2 separate regions of the Homo sapiens genome follow, and region 2 is linked to region 1. A link is an interaction called in ENCODE POLR2A ChIA-PET data of the cell type or tissue named here. Cell type or tissue: HCT116. All regions are shown on one strand. Each heading gives the region's core, and the rest is flanking DNA. Links, peaks and the distances in the headings are about the cores only.

Region 1 (8,347 bases), core at 194-8,193:
TCTCCATGGTCTCTTTAGCAAGAAGCCTCAGATAAAGACAATGTTCCCCATTAGATAGTTTTAAAGGCCTTGGGTACACAACTAGAAATTCACTGGAGAACAAGCCAGGAAAATCACCTACATTTTCAACCTCTCTAGTTTCTCATTATAGTTTTCTATTTTTTCCCCTTGAAGGTCATAAAACATAATGTAAAAACAAGGTGAATTATAGCAAAGCATGATCTAGGTGTGTAACTAATTCCTATAATATAAGAGACCTTTAGACTTCTTTGAAATAGGCCTTTCACTTTATTATGGGGAAAATTAAGGTAATATAAAAACTAGCCCTTAAAGTTTTCAATTAGCTCAAGTTGTGACCATTTCCAACAATAATCATATCTGAATAATGTCATTCTTAAAACCACTTAGGCTTTGTCTTATGCTTTTCCAGATGTTAGTGATATAAAAGATTGCAAGTAGTACATTTTAATTCTGAATCACCAGGAAGCATATTTTGGCTATGATACAATCATTATCTTTTTTTTTTTTTTTTAATTTAAGAACACTGGTTCCAAGAGAACATAAGACAAGGGGAAGGTGTTCAATTTTTGGTACTGAAAGTAATTGTAATAAATGCTATGACCAAATATTAGAATTCTATTTGATATATTTAAAAGAAATTGAAAAAACACTTTAATAATTTTGCTTATCATTTGCCACTGATCTTTCTAAACATAATAACTTGAAAGGCCGTTGACATTTAAGAATAAATAATGCAAGCAGGTTTAGTTTTCTATATATTTCATACTTTGCCAAGTGAGTATATAGTTCATGTGATGACAGTTCTAGTCAAGGAATAAGGAAATCTCACAGAAATGGACAACTTGATTTTAAATGTAAGCGTAACATAGACACATTTTTATCATTGTTTTTATATTACTCAGGAAGTCCTATAGCAGACTTGTGCAGGAGACAGAGAAAGACAAGCCTAGGGTCCATCCTTCAAGGACTTGATAGCCCAGTTCGGGAAAGAAACATGGGTCTATGGGCAGTAAAACTATAACAAAAAGAGTAAGTGCAAAAAGCCAGATGAATAATAAAGATATGATTAATTAATGAAGTTCAGAGGGAAGAGAGAAAGAGAACCTTTTAGCAGTGGCAGGATTTGAATCTGAAAGTGAAGCATAGCTGAGATGATCTTAGTTGGAGAAGCTGGAGCAGTTCTCTCCAACTAAGATAATCCCTCCAATTCATTGCATGTGAGGGACAGAGAGAATGGTTTGGGAAAAATTTATGCAACAGGATATGATCACTTTAATTCCGGGCCAAATTAATAATATCATTTGTTTGAAGCCAAGAATTTCTGTGGGTCAAGGAATGAAGAGCTGTAGATCTAAAAAGGATAATTGTAGCTGGACTATGGAGGGCTTTCAGTGGCAGACCAAATCTGAATTTTCTAACATAAGATTTGAGATAGGGACATGATGATCTCAACTGTTTTGAGGAAGAAGGAGTGCTGTGTGGGAGAGGGAGTTGAGGGGCAGGAGGACACAGCCAGTAGACCATTGGTGTTAGCTGATAAGCCCCTGGACCAGTAAGCTACGCAGTGATAGTGGGAGAATGGGGGAGAACCAGGGAGCAGAGTGTGGTGGAAAGTGAGAATGAGAGAGTGGAATCTCTGCTGACTATTTCAGCGAATGCCAGGAGTGGTTTTCTTTTCTTCCCCCCGCCCCCCTTTTCAGTGCATTTTTAGTCATGAGTTGACACATTCACTGGATCTTAAAGCTGGAAGTGAAGTCAAGTGACATTTGATCAGGTCCCCTGTTTTTATTGAAGTTTGTTTATTCCTGTTTTACAGACATGGTAATTAGAAACCAGGAAGACTGAGAAGGAATCAAATTTGCAGCAGCTCAGTAAGTGGTAGACTGGGAACAAGAAGCCAGTTCTCTGGGCTCTTGAAGCAAGGCCCTGCCACGTTGTCTTTCCCCAGGAGAGGAGGTATGACAGATAAAGGTCTTAGGTTGATTTTTTAAAACTGTGTGACTATCAGTGTCTGGTATTTTATTCCAATAACTTAAAACATAAAATTAAAATCACAGCATGCTCAGCCGCAGATTTCCCTTTCAATGCGATGCTTTTGCATACCAAAGGATCTGAGGACAGTTTTCTATTTCAAACTGTTTTTTTTTAAGCCACTATATGTATAGGCGCTAAATGTAGAAGTCTTTATTATTTTAAGTGAATTTTTTCTTAAAAACATGAAAGAAAAAAATCAATTTTAAGAAATTAATATGTGAAATGACTTGAATTTCTCTAAGGGTTCTTTGCAATGCTTTCCCATTATTACAACTTCAATATCCTGTTTTAGCAACACTTATTTAACTAGTCACATTTTACTTTTATGGGGGAGCAATAAATGTAAAAGGCACATAAAAACCACAGCCAAATGGTTGACATTTGACCTTTAATCATCTCTTGGACTCTCCTTTAGCAACATACCACCTCCTCTTCTACATATACACAAATACACAGTGTGTATCAACACACTTCCTAATTTACCACATATCATGATGTTGCTGAAGAAAAGAAATGACTTTCTTCAACCTGGTCTGCCTTTTGTTTCTCCTCACATTTTTTTTTAACTATTTTTATTATTTTCTGTTATTGGCCTAACAAATTACCACTTCCTTTGTGATTAAAATTAAGACTGGAGCCCCAAAAAAGGTGGTAAGAGGTGATTTTTTAAACTATCACAAGACCAAGAATCAAGTAAAAAGTTTGTTTTGAATTTTGAAACTGCATTATTATAAACAAAATAGTTCTTTATTTTTACCAATATATGAGTAGTTATCTAACCTAAACTATACATACACACACACACACACACACGCATATTATATATTGATTATAAACAACAGGAAATATAGATAGAATTAGTAATTAGTAGGAAGGGACCTGAGAAGAGGCCTGATCGCCAATCATTTGACAGATATCAAGGCTGAAAGACATGGCTAATGCCGCATGGCTACTGAGGGCAGAACTAGAACAAAGACAGAACAGCCCGGGCTTAGCCCTGTTGACTTACAGCTATGCCCCCAAATATGACATCACTTGCAGAAAGAGAATGTTGTGCCCTGAACATACAAAGATTGAACCAGAATGTCTCAGTGTTCACAGCAAATCCAGAAAAAGATCCCATCCTTGAAGCAACTTTCTTGATGGCTGCCCCTATTTCAAAAACTTGAGATGACGGGCGTCCCCACAACACTCCTCCTCTGACTTGTTTTGTCTTCATGGTATGAAAAAGGGTAGGAAAAATCTGGAAATCTGACCCAGCTCAGTCAATAAAAAGGCTTTTGTCTGTGAACCTGACCACAAGTGACTCATTAACAGCCGATTGAAAGATTTTTGTCGGGAACTCCCCCCTATCTCTTAACAGAAATAAACAATTTGAAACAAAACTGAAGTATAAGGTGAAATCAATTCCCACTTCAAAATAGTGTTGTCTACTACATGTAAAGGTGTTTATTTCCTCCTGACAAAACATTTGTTATGGATTTACTGCCATTTTTATCCCTTTACCTAAATCCACCATTTGTTTTGTCAAAGATGGAGCATGAAAAATTCTTTACAAAATGTCTTAAAGTGCATCCTGAATTAATGGTCCAATTAATTTTTTAAAAAACCTTAATTTTTTGTTTCTAGCAGATGATTAGTTACCCTTAATTTCAAATGGTATTGTATTTTAATTTATTTTATTAAAGTTCAAAATAAATTAGTAATTCAATTTTGTATTTTTATCATTTATTTTTTAATGCTAAGTACTAACTTTTTTTTTAAGGTGCTTACTGTGTGTGTTGTATTTCATTTCCACAGTATTCTTCCTTAAAACACATTAATAATTTTTGATCTTTTAATAATTGACTTCAAGTTAGAAAAAGTAGTGGCATTAAACTATATTCAGAATTTATTAATATAGCATTTAAACTCAAGGAAAATGCCAGACTCAAAAATTCTGACAATGCAAACTCATTCTAATCAGGCTTTGTCTCTGCCCTTTGTAAGAACTGCAAGAAAACTGGAATATCTTGTATGTTAATATTCTGAAATATCTCCAGTAGCATCCATCTGTGAAGTTAAAAGACTTCATCATATTTACTTTTGATTTTTAAAAAGGGCATGGGCCCTCTGCCTCTCCAGCTTGAGGTATGAGAGGATCCACAAATGAAAATACATTATCATCATTAAAGACTTGGAATTCTAGAGACAATCTTATCCAGAGGGAATTAAAATAATGAATTACATTTGGTCCTGGTAGTTTTAGTGTTGTGATACTTTAAATTGGCTTAAAGTCACTCCTGTACAATCCCCATACATGTTTCAGTATTAATCGTCAACTCCCCTTTAATTGCCTATATTCCTTTAAGATTCTGCTATACTATCTCACTTCCTATGAGCAAGAGCTAAGCCTTCAGCCCTGGGCGAGCAGCATGGGCAAGTGATTCAAATGAAGGGCTTGATTAACAGACTCTTTGCAGTTCTGCTCTAACAAGTCCAGCATTTCCTGGAAACCTGCTCACAGATTGTGGGACTATTTTTAGTAGCTCACCTCCCAGTAAATGTAGCTATTAGATATCCAGATATCCTTGCCTCTTTCAGATGCAGTAAAATAGAACATAAAAGGATGTAATTGAATGATTACAGCTAAAGCCTGTAATCAGTAGCCATAGGGTCTCTCTCTTTCCCCTAAGTGATCTGGGACACAGACCCAGGAGGGCCTTGTCCCTCCCCACTGCCTGGGAAACACACATGCCGTGCACAGGCCATGCTGACTCTCTGCAGATGCAGCCTAACCTCAAAAGCAGGCGCCCTGCAGATGCAGCCTAACCTCAAAAGGTTGGGACTGTTTTCTGTGCATGCATGCAGGGTAGAAAGGAAAGGCAAAAGAATTCACATATTTGGACATCTACTTGTGTATTCATGTGATTTTCATAGCCATGTGAGGTAGGTAGGTAGGTATGATTATTTTCATTTTACTAATGAGCAAAATTTACTGCTATGGTCTGAATTTTTGTGTCTTCCCAAAATTCATATGTTGAAACCTAATCACCAATGTTAAGGTATTAGGCAGTGGGACCTTTGGGAGGTGATTAGGTCATTAGGGCAGAGGTCCCATGAATGGGATTAGTGCCCTGATGAAAGAGGCTTCAGAAGGCCTTTCCTCTTCCACCATGTGAGGACATGGCTGGAAGATGCCATCTGTAAACAAGAAAGTGGACTCTCACCATCCCTGAATCTGCTGGCATTTTGATTTTGGGCTTCTCAGTCTCCAAAACTATCAGAAATAAATTTCTGTTTTTTGTAAGCCACTCGGTCTATGGTGTTTTTTTAGGGCAGCCTGAATGGACTAAGATATTTACCAATCAGCCAAATTCAGCAATTGCCTGAGGACCTGTGGCTAACGAGCAGCAGTGTCAAAGCTGGGTTTAAACTCAGCCCATGTTTCCCTTTTACACTCTGCTCTTTAATGGGGGACAGAATAGCAGACTCTATAACTAGGGTGGCTGAGTAATTTATTGTCCAAACCAAGACATGTCTAAGGAACAAGTGGAAGTGCCGTTAATAAAAACACTGGGACAACAAGCCTAACCTGTAAGGGTCTTAGGCGAACTAGGATATGTGCTTGTCCTGTCCCTAACCCTGCCCTGCTCACGCCAGCAGAGCCAAGACTGAAGGTGAGTGCCCAGTAGAAAGTTTCTAGCCCACTGGTCAGGGTGGGGACGGCTTATACCCGAATCCTGCAATAGGTCCCTTGGGCAACAGGGAATGAAGCTTTAAAAAATACTATATTTAAGACGAGATTTTAGGCATGAAATTCTATTTCATTTTATGTAACTCAGAGAGGATCCATCATGCAGAAAGTGTTACTTACAGCTGCACCCCTAACTCCTTAGAGGCAGTGAAACTGTATCATTGGACTGCCAGTCACTTGCATTAGATATGTTGAGATAACACAAAAATATCTAACATTTATTGACTTGCCATGTGCCAAACAGTGTGCAAAGTGCTTTACTTACATTATCTCATTCGATTTTCTCAAATACTCTATGAGGTAGGTAAATTTATTGCCCCATTTTACAGATAAGAAAACTCAGGCACTGAGAAACTTGCTCGAGAACACACACATAGTAAGTGGCTCAGCTATATTCAGACAGAGGACTTCTGCCTCCAGAGTCTGCACTCTTCATTATGACATAGGGCCATGTGTGTTGTATTGATCTTGGAAAGAGAAGGGTCACAGAGCGGTGTGACCTCACAAAGCTTGTATATTATTGAAGAGAGGCTTTTTTATATCACCACATCTCAACTAACACCTCAGTGTTTGTTGGAAGACATCATGTATGTAGTTTTAAAAATACTAAGTGTCAAATGAGTGACACAGAACACTCTGTCATATCACAGTGCTTTGTGGATAGAGACAAGGTGGCATATGCTAATAGAATATATTGATATTTATCTTCTTAAATATCCATCTCATTCTCCCTGATAGCATGGGAAGCCTTGCAAGGATTGTCCTGCCGTTCTTTCAAGCCCTAGCTCTTGGCACATTGTAGACACAGATAACTCTGTGCTTTATGACTGCAGTTGTCAGTTCAACCACAGAGCGTTCAGAGCAGAGAAAGTCTCTGGGGGTTACATGCAAGGGACTTGAAGTTGGGAAAAAGGCTTTGAAAAAATGAAGGAGAAAGATGAAATGTATTCCAGGTGAGAGAAACAAATTAAATAAATGAACTCAGATGGGAGTTTTGAGGGCAACGTAAAGAAACCAGGCTGTCTGTATTGAATTTTATTAAAAAAGACTGAATGAGAAAAGCAAGATTATGAGGTCTTTGATGTTAAGATGTCAATTGGGCCATATTTCATAAAATAAGATCAGTCTCCTGACCTAGTACTACAGGGTGTTAATGCCCACAAAACAATACCCCAAAATGAAGGCCTCAGAAGCAAAAATTTTTCTCTGGCCTTCTTCTGCCCACTGTCTCAGTCTCATTCTCCTCCAAGGCTAGCCATAGAAACTAGGAACCCCGTTGTCCCCAGGCAGGTTACAGAAACCAGAATCCCTTTATCCCCCCCAAGACAGCCATAAAACCTAAAAATATTACTTAACGTTCCTCCACCTTTCTGTGTAAAAACTGGCCATAAAGAAATTATTTTATCGATCTTGTTTAGGTCATAAGACATTCATTCCAGAGAGAGTCCTGCCCCACCTCTGAGAAGGAAGGAATGTACACTCAAGAGAGATCAAGAAGAATCTAAACAAACAGGCCCTTCTGCGTTTTCCCACAAGAGAAAATGATCTAATTAACATTCGATCATAACTTTTTGTCCAATTATATTTCTACACTGCTGTTCATACTTTATTTAACCTAGGCATAAAAATTGACAATTTTTATTGTATTTTTGGCTCTTCATTCTGAAGGCTTCCATGTATACATGTTAAATAAATTTGTACACCTTTTCTCCAATTAATCTACCTGAGTTGATTTTTTAGTGAATCTTCAGAGGTCCAAGAACCCGTCCCTTGAGCCCTACAAGTGCTAGAATCCTACTCTTGGTCCCTCATGGAGGCTGAGTAGTTCTTCTGGGACCATGAATTGAACTAGAAATCTCATCTGCTTGAACAAGAGAACATTGCGGTCATTTGACGAAGAATCTTGTAACAGCTGCTGGCCAATTTTTATCTGATTTGGAAGGACATTGGAAGTCTTTAGGGGGTTCTGAGAAGGAAAGCATTATGGCAAAATTAAATGGTAGAGTGATATAATTTTTTTTTATTTTCTAGGAGGAAAAAGGAAAGTCGGGACATATGGAGAAATAGATGTTTGAGGAATATAAGGAAGACAGTGTTTCAAAACTATTCATGGAGAGCTGCCTAATATTGCTTCTGTGTTCCTCAATACTGTGGACCATTTTAGACAGTAGACACTGGAACGGAGAGTAGTGAGGAAAAGTGAATTCTTAATGGCTGTTTATCTCATTAGGCAAAGTTTTTTTCTGCCTTTCCTTATACTCCAGAAGTTTTCAAGCTGAAAAATTGAAGCTTACAAAACTACAAATTTATGAAGGGCAAAGACTACATTTTCTTTGAATTCCTACACCATCTTGCATGTTAATGGTTAACCAAGTATGCATAGACCTCCCCATCAACAGGGAGAGTATGATGGATACCCAATAGCTAGTCAACATTAGCAGTTGAGTAAGCAAACAAAGTGAGGTGTGGAGGTAAGAGTCTAAGTGCCTGAAGTCATACTAGATTGTGGTGCTCACAGGCATTTAATGCCTCCTGAGAAGAGACAGTTACTCTATG
Region 2 (8,347 bases), core at 34-8,033, 90 kb before region 1:
TTATTGTGATTGAGTTTCATTCGTGATGTCAATACATATTTGAATTTAATGATTCTTCATCTGACTTTTTATAAATACCTTCACTTGCAGATAAAGGAATTCCAGGCATTAGTAAGCAAGTGATGAAGGATGTGTGGGAGTTTAAAGGTACATGTGAAAGCAGGTGGCTGGCTATGGACAAAGGAAGTTATGTCCCTTTTTGCCGATAATTTCTGGAGCCTGGTATTTGTTTTCTGACAGTGTCTTCCTATCTCCCACCTACCTGGTCTCAGGTCATTCTCTCTCCTCTCTGTCAAGTGCACTCCAATTCTGCCCCTTTCCTCTTCTCTTCAGGCATCAAAATTTTGAAAAACATCGCTTATTATTTTGTGCACATTTAATTGTTCTTACTGCATAAAACTACTGTTGTATCATGCCCCTCTTCTCTGGGAATGCCACTATTATGGGTCCCCGTCTTATTTCTACCTTGTGAAATAAAGACTCAAATCAGGACATGTAGCAATAGAATTCATTTTCTTTATGAAGAAGATATTTCTGTGCCCTTAATTAATTATTCAATACATTTTCCATTTTCCATGCAGCCTATATGATTTGGTTTGGCCTATTTTAGACTACAAGCCAATTGAAGACAGAGTTTGATGCAATTCATATTGTGTTATGTTTGGGAAGTCAACAACTAGTGACAATTGGTGGCAGTGATGGGCTCTGTCTGAAGGTCATGAGAAGTAGGCCTAAGATCATTTAGGGTCTAACTAAAATATGCCTAGTTCTTCTTTCAAGTATTCTCTACAGAATGAAACAGAAGCAAACCCAGAGGAAATAAAGAATATTTTTAGTTTATTTCTGGTGAACTTAAGATACAGGAATTTGAATGGCCCTACCACTATCATCCTAAAACACATAGGAAAGAGTGACTGATGCACAGCATCTGTATAACATAAGACTATTTGTTATGATGACTACAAGAATGTGCAGGAGTTCCAGTATTATATGACTGGATGTTAGAGGATTCAGAACGAACTACCCCTTTTCACTTGCCTGAATTCAGAATCTATTAAGAGACATACACATCCACAAAAGTTAGGCAGATGGAGAGGAAAATGTTGCTGTTTTCACCAAGACTGTTGGGGAACCTGATGCTTGGTCTCTAAACAAGGTGGGCTTGCTAATATAGTCATGTGCCACATAATAATGTTTCAGTCGATGACAGACAGTGTATATACCATTGGTCCCATGAGATTCTAATGGAGCTGAAAAATTTCCATTGCTTTTGACATTGTAGCCATCATAAAGTCATAGTGCAATGCATTACTCCCATGTTTGTGCTGATATTGGTGTAAATAAACCTACTGCCTTGCCAATCTTATAAAGGTATATATAACACATACAATTATGTGCAGTCCATAATACTTGGTAATGATAATAAATGACTATGTTACTGGTTTATGTATTTACTAAACATATTTGTTATTGGTATTTTAGAGTATACTCCTTCTAGTTATTTTTTTTAAGTGTTAGCTATAAAACAGCCTCAGGCAGATCCTTCAGGAGGTGTTCCAGTAGGCATTGTTGTCATAGGAGATAACAGCTCCATGTATGCTATTGTTCCTGAAGACCTTCCAGTGGGACAAGATATGGATGTGGAAGACAATGATATTGATGATCCTGACCCTGTGTTGGCCAAGGCTAATGTGTGTGTTTGTGTCTTAGTTTTTAACAAAAATGTTTAAAAAGTACAGTTTTTTAAATGGAAAAAACTTTATACAATAAAGATATAAGGAAATAAAATTTTGTGCAGCTGTACAATGTGTTTGTGTTTTAAACTAAGTGCTTTGACAAAAGAATAAACAAATTTTAAAAATAAAAAAGTTTATAAAATAAAAAAGTTATAGTAAGCTAGGGTTAATTTATTATTGAAGAAAGAAAAATATTTTAAAATAAACTTAGTTTAGCCTAGGTGTACAATGTTTATAAAGTCTACAGTAGTGTACAGTAATGTCCTAGGCCTTCACATTAACTCACCACTCATTTGTTACCAAAACATCAGGGGTGCAGTCTAGGTTAGGTCCTGCTGCTCACCGCACAGAAAGCTAATCGCTGAGACAATGGATATCGCCAAGGAAGAAGACTTCAATTAAGTGCTACAGCCAAGGAGATGGAAGATCAGTCTCAAATCCACCTCTCTGGACCAGTAAAATTAGGGGTTATATAGCAGGGAAGAAATGTAATCCTGTGTGGGAAAACAGGAATTGGGGAGGGATAAGTAAGAGGAATTGGTCAATGGAAAGCAGGTGGTCAGTTAGGCAATCATGATGGGGGTGAGGGGTCTGACATCTCACTGTCCAAATGAAGTGATTTGGTGAGTTTCAACTCCTTGCTACTATCTGGGAGGTCTGATGGTTGGTTTCCAGAGAAAGGAACTCAGACAAAACAAGTATAATTTTCTCAAGTTTTAAAACTGGGTGGATCCATTTCTATGTTTAGTCCAGGAAACCATAAACGTCAGCTCTATGGGACAACTGGGTCAGTTTCACACTAACATTGACCCAGAGCAACTTCCAGTACTGCAAACTCCATTCATGGTAAGTGTCCTATATAAGCACACAAATTTTTATCTTTTATACCATATTTTTACTGTACCTTTTCTATGTTTAGATATGCTTATATACACAATTCTTCCCCATTATGTTACAATTGCCTAGAGAATTCAGGACGGTAACATGCTATACAGCTTGGTAGCCTAGGAGCAATAGGCTATCCCATATAGCCTAGATACATAGTAGGCTATACAACTAGGTTTCTGTAAGTACACTGATGTTTACTTATGTTTGTACAATAACGAAATCACCTAATGATGCACTCCTCAGAAAGTGTCGCTTTTGTTGAAAGACATATGATTGTACTTTAGAGACAATGGCAGCTCTGGCCAGCTGCAAGCCCTCCCATAGTGGGGGCCTAACCAGATGGTGCTCACAGTATAGAGGAACAGAGCAGGTTGCTCAACTCTGAAGGAAGAGCACACCGCTTGATTCCTTGTCTGCAATCCACCCACAGACCATTCACTCTTCCCTCCAAAGCAGGGGGTTGAACAGAGCTAGGTCTAGGGTGAAGGAGTTGAGGCAGAGTTGTGCAGGGTCACATTTTGTCTTTATTTAAAGTTTTGTTATTTTTTTCATCATATTTTTTTGCATTAATTTTGATTTTTAAAAAATGTTGTATTAGAAACATTATTTTTCTTGATTATTGAGTTTTTTGATGCCTCCTCAAATTTTGCACCTGAAGTGAATGCTTCACTTACCTCACCCTACCCCCAGCCCTGAGAACCAACTCAAAGGGTAACACTAACAAAAGCCCTTCCAGTTAGGAATATAAGTAGCAGGGGACATATACCTATCTGGCTGGATGTTTAGTAGCTTAATAAACCATACTTAATTAAAATTGTTCTAAGATACTTAAGTAGTTTGGGAAGCATTTCTCTTTTTAGTCATTGTGTTGTATCTCTCTTGTTAAAAAAACAAAAAGCAAGACAGGCGTCAGAGATGTTAGAAGGTGATGTAATATTCAGTGATGCTACCAAATAAGATTGGTTCTAATGATCCACAAAACAAAGTTCTTTAAAATAAACACTTGCTATGCCTTAAGATCCAGAAAATATTTGAATATATATATATATATATATATATATGTAAACATTATAAAAATGTAAATGCATGGTTGGATTTGTGGAATTTATGCATGAATGTATTCCACTTCAGTCCATATCCATCATAGGACGTTCTGTTCTTTTGACAAGTGTGTGCCTGCCTTTGGAATTCACAACACATTCCAGGAAAATCATATTCTAACTGGCTTGGTTGTTTACTTGGAAGAGAGCATATTTGCACCTCATTTTTCAACTCTTTAGTTTGTTTACATTGAAGCAAAACATTCTCACACAGGAAGAGACTAGATACTGTTTCTCAGTGGAGGGAGGCATTCTCTTTTCAGGGTCAGGAATTTCATGTCTGCAAAGCTAATTATAAGGAGATTGGAGACCAGTCCTTGAGGCTCCATGTCTGTGTCTCTGACCTTTGCCAAGGGCAAAGTGTTACCACAGACATGTCACAAGATATGCAAATGATACATTCTGACTTCAATAGCATTGTTAGCTTGTTTTCTGCTGCTGGTATAGAGATTCTCATCATAAGTCATTTTGGTGGATTTGAGACAGCTCTGTTCATAAAGTGAAATAGCCCAGTATCAAAATCCTTACCCAATTAATCGTGACATCTTAAATTCTCATAGCTACAGTTTTTTGAAATGGAAAACCTTTCACATTTGGACAAAATCTAAGCAAGTCATTGACCCAAGTTCATCAATTATACAATTCTGTAAGCTTTGATGATTCAAAAACATTATTTCAGGTCAACAGTTTGCTTGCCTCTAAACAAGATCTAATGGCATGGCTATTGGACCATGTTTAGTCAATTACAAAAGTTTAACAATTCAAAAGAATTATTCTAAGTCTATAGCTTTGTTTTGGGTGGCTTTCACTAACTAAACAGAGACTGTGCTGTCCAATGTGGTAGCCATTAGGCCCACGTGGCTATTGAGCACTTGAGACGTGACTTGGCTGAACTGAGATGTACTGTAAGCGTAAAATACACACGGGATTTTAAAGACTTAATTGAAACGATAAAATTTTGAACATAATAAGTTAAATTAAATGTGTTACTGAAATTTATTTTACCTGTTTCATTTTACTATGTTAAATGGTGCTACTAAAAAATTAAATATTGCATGTGTAGCTCACATTCTATTTCTGTTGGACAGTGCTGGTCTAGATGCTTGGGAAGTAAACACCTTGGAGAGAGACTCTGATATGATTTGTGCATTTATACTTCCTTTGATGTATTCCAGAAGCAGCATTAATTTACACAAAACCTCTCTGAGAAGCCTAGGACATGCCTCTTGCTAATACTTCAAGAAAAATAACTTCAAAGAGTATTGTCATCTTAAATATGATTCATAAGTCAGAGAAAACCTTGGGTTCATGCTTCAGAGGGTGAGACATTCAGGGTCAGCTGTTTCCCTTATTACTAACTCTTCCTCATGTCTAATTTAAAAGCAAAAAATCTTGGGGAGGGGAGTGGTTGTGAATTTGGGGGCTAGGTGCAGGTAGTCATTTTCACAGAGCATCTAGCATAGAGGAGGGCCTCAGCAAGTTTGCTAAATTGAAATCATGGAATACGAATTTAAATTAAAGCCTCATGGTGCCAAATTACTGCTGGCTTTATAGGGAGCCATGGTGCAATAGAACTAAAGTCCTTGTTGCAGTGACAATGATTCCTTTTTTACCATGGCACAGCCACAGAGTATGGGGTCACTGGGAAAAAAGCCAGGAAAAAGTAGTCTCAGAAATAAATAGTATAGGGAGGATTCTGAAAGATTAGAAAAGGTTAGAGGTCCAAATAATTGGGAAAGCATGCAAAATGTCTGTTGTTACCAGAGTTCTAAAGTGTTGGGAGGAAAAGATCCAAGCTGACGAACTCTGGGTTGACAGAAGAGAAATTCCCAGAGGTCAATGTAGGCACAATGTACCTAGTCCTGATGGACGTATAAGTGATGGTGCCATGGTTTCAGCCTCATGAAGCAAAGCTTGGCTCAACTACGGGCCTCTGATCCACTTTCTGCCTGGGTGATGACTGGTTCTGGGTTCTGTGTAGGTCTGAGCCTCCACGGGCCAATAGAAACTGACTTCACTTGATTGCAGATAGGATGAGAATAGTAGCTGAACTTAAATTCAGACAAACTTTGCATGGGTTTGGAGTTTTGCCGTATAAAATTTGAGCTAAGCTTCTTTAGTTGCTCAGTTGTGGTTCTGGATTGGAGGAAAAGGACCAGAAATGAGGGAATTCTATCCTCTTATGGCTTTTCGTACCACTAATTAAGACCTCAAAATTATCTTTTCTAACATTACTACAGCTACTAGGTGATCTAGATGTATAATTAAATACTCCTCTATTCTTTATGTTTTTTGTTCACTTTGAGGAACAGAAATAAAATAAACGTTTAGGCATATGGGAAGTTATATGAAAGGACTACCTGCTTCCACTGTAATAATCTATAAAATAAAAATTGGGAAGCTGTTGTCTCAAAAAGACTGTAATATATCAGACTTAAAAGCTGTTCTTTTTAGCCTTGATATTGTATAGATGATGCGCAGCAGCGTAAATAGTTTTATGTATCTGATCCTGTGCCTCAAATTGGGTTGAAATACTGGCTTTGGTGCCGTACTGATTTTGAAAAAAGTGGCAAAATTAACAGCTTAAGTAGTAACTGCTTAAGAGATGTGATTGCTCTGTTGCTCTGTGTGAGCCTTTGGGAACTTTTGTGCTATTACCGTTAGTGTGAAATCAAATTGGTGACCAATATGTAGTCTAACAGTTGCTCTGTGACCATCAGTAATAATTTAGTGATGGAGTTCAAATCATAAGTGAAAACATTTTTCCCCCTCCAAGAACGTGAACCATACCTTCTTTCTTAACTTCTGAGCAGACTTGGTCTGTCTTACAAGAAAGACCTGTCTTTACTAGAGATGTGACTCATTAAAATAGAAACAGCTCTCCAATATGACAATTTAACACTCTTCCTCAGTACTGGATTTACTTGGAAAATGTACATCTTCAAATTCTTGGTCATGGAACATCTGAACAAGCACAAACACTTCTACAACCCATAATTGTTAGTTTAGACCATTAAAAAAAAGTGCATTTTTTTTTGTGGATTAAAGACTTAGACCTCAGGCATTGAGTCCCTTAAACCCCCACCACCAATCTAGCAGTCTTATATACAACATAAATTCTCATGCACTATAATTATTGTGGTCAATGATGCTAAACCAAGCACATAGTTTTTCCTCAAACACGTTCATAGGCAAGGAAAAAGTTGCCTTCATGACTCACTTTTAGAGACGAAGCAACAAGTTTGGGTCATGTGAGAGCTGACTCACTCTTTTTCTTCCCTTCCACATTTAAGATGGGTTCATAATAGGGGAAACTAAGTTAACTCTCCATTACCTTGATTGGGACTACATAAAGAGAAACCAAAAATTCGGCCAGAATTTTAAAATTCTGGGGATGTCTTTAAAATCAGTAGACTTCTTGCTTATCAAGTAGTTTATGTCCAGATACCTTCCAATGTAATGTAGTTTTTTGTTATTAACAGCTTTATGGAAGTATAATTTATGTATCTTAAAGTCTACCTATTATAAGTATACAATTCAATAATTTGTAATAAATTTATACAGCAGAGCTATCATCATCACATTCCAGTTTTAGGACATCTCCATTACCTCTAAAGTTTTCTTGTACTCATTTATAGTTAATCACTGCTTCCACATTCACCTCTAGGCTAATACTGATTTCTCTTCTTTTTATAAATTTGCTTTTTCTGAACATTTTATATAAATGAATTACAGAGTAATTATGCTTTTTGCACCTGACTTCTTCTTTGAGGTTAATTTACACTGTAGCATGTATGGTAGTGCTATCATTTTTATTGCTGAATAACCTTCCATTGTATGGATATGGCACTTAAAAAAGTCCATTTCCCAATTGATGGACATTTGAATTATTTCCAGTTTTTGGCTATTATGAATAATGCTGCTGTGAATATTTACCTACATGTCTCTGTGACAGGTTTTTATTTTTCTTACACATATTCCTAGGTATTGCTATGTCATATAGTAAGTGTGCATTTAAATTTTTAAAGTTTTATTTATTTTATAATTAATTTTAATTTGTATTTTAAGTTCCAGGGTACATGTTCAGGATATGCAGGTTCATTACATAGGTAGATGTGTGTAATGGCGTTTTGCTGTACCTGTCAAGACATCATCTAGGTATTAAGCCCAGCATGCATTAGCTATTTCCTGATACTTTCCCTCCCCTGACCCTACCCCCCAACAGGCCCCAATGTGTGTTGTCCCCCTCCCTGTGTCCATGTGTTCTCATTGTTCTGCTCCAGCTTATATGTGAGAACATGTGGTGTTTAGTTTTTTGTTCCTGCATTAATTTGCTGAGGATAACAGCTTCCAGCTCCATCCATGTCCCTGGAAAGGACATGATCTCGATCCTTTTTATGGCTGCATAGTATTCCATGGTGTATATGTACCACATTTTCTTTTTTTCTTTTCTTTTCTTTTCTTTTCTTTTTTTTCTTTTTCTTTTTTTTTTTTTTTGAGATGGAGTCTTACTCTGTCATCCAGGCTGGAGTGCAATGGCATGATCTTGGCTCACTGCAACCTCCACCTCCCAGGTTCAAGTGATTCTCCTACCTCAGCCCCCTGAGTAGCTGGGATTACAGG

What was found. ChIA-PET counts read pairs that join two places held together with the same protein. Peaks named below come from ENCODE experiments on the same cell type or tissue, not always from the same donor. Only the 100,000 strongest peaks of a DNase experiment are listed, where the experiment ranks them.
Region 2: POLR2A ChIA-PET joins it to region 1 with 10 read pairs; 5 of 35 experiments call an interaction of 5 or more read pairs at or near these places.

Annotation. Positions count from the first base shown.
Region 1 is chr6:113,356,161-113,364,507 of GRCh38, reverse strand. It overlaps LOC107986637 (a long non-coding RNA gene), which reads left to right. Exons shown (of 4, transcript XR_001744312.2): 3 at 1,838-1,977. It overlaps LOC124901497 (a long non-coding RNA gene), which reads left to right and starts at 6,269. Exons shown (of 2, transcript XR_007059930.1): 1 at 6,269-6,744; 2 at 7,210-7,505. In HCT116, for the core only: no CTCF peak of the experiment used is centred there; a DNase peak (open chromatin) is centred at 3,307; H3K4me3 peaks cover 597 bases.
Region 2 is chr6:113,445,862-113,454,208 of GRCh38, reverse strand. No RefSeq gene overlaps it. Among named protein-coding and RNA genes, the nearest start is that of LINC02518, 17 kb to the right of the region's middle. In HCT116, for the core only: no CTCF peak of the experiment used is centred there; DNase peaks (open chromatin) are centred at 4,978 and 6,926.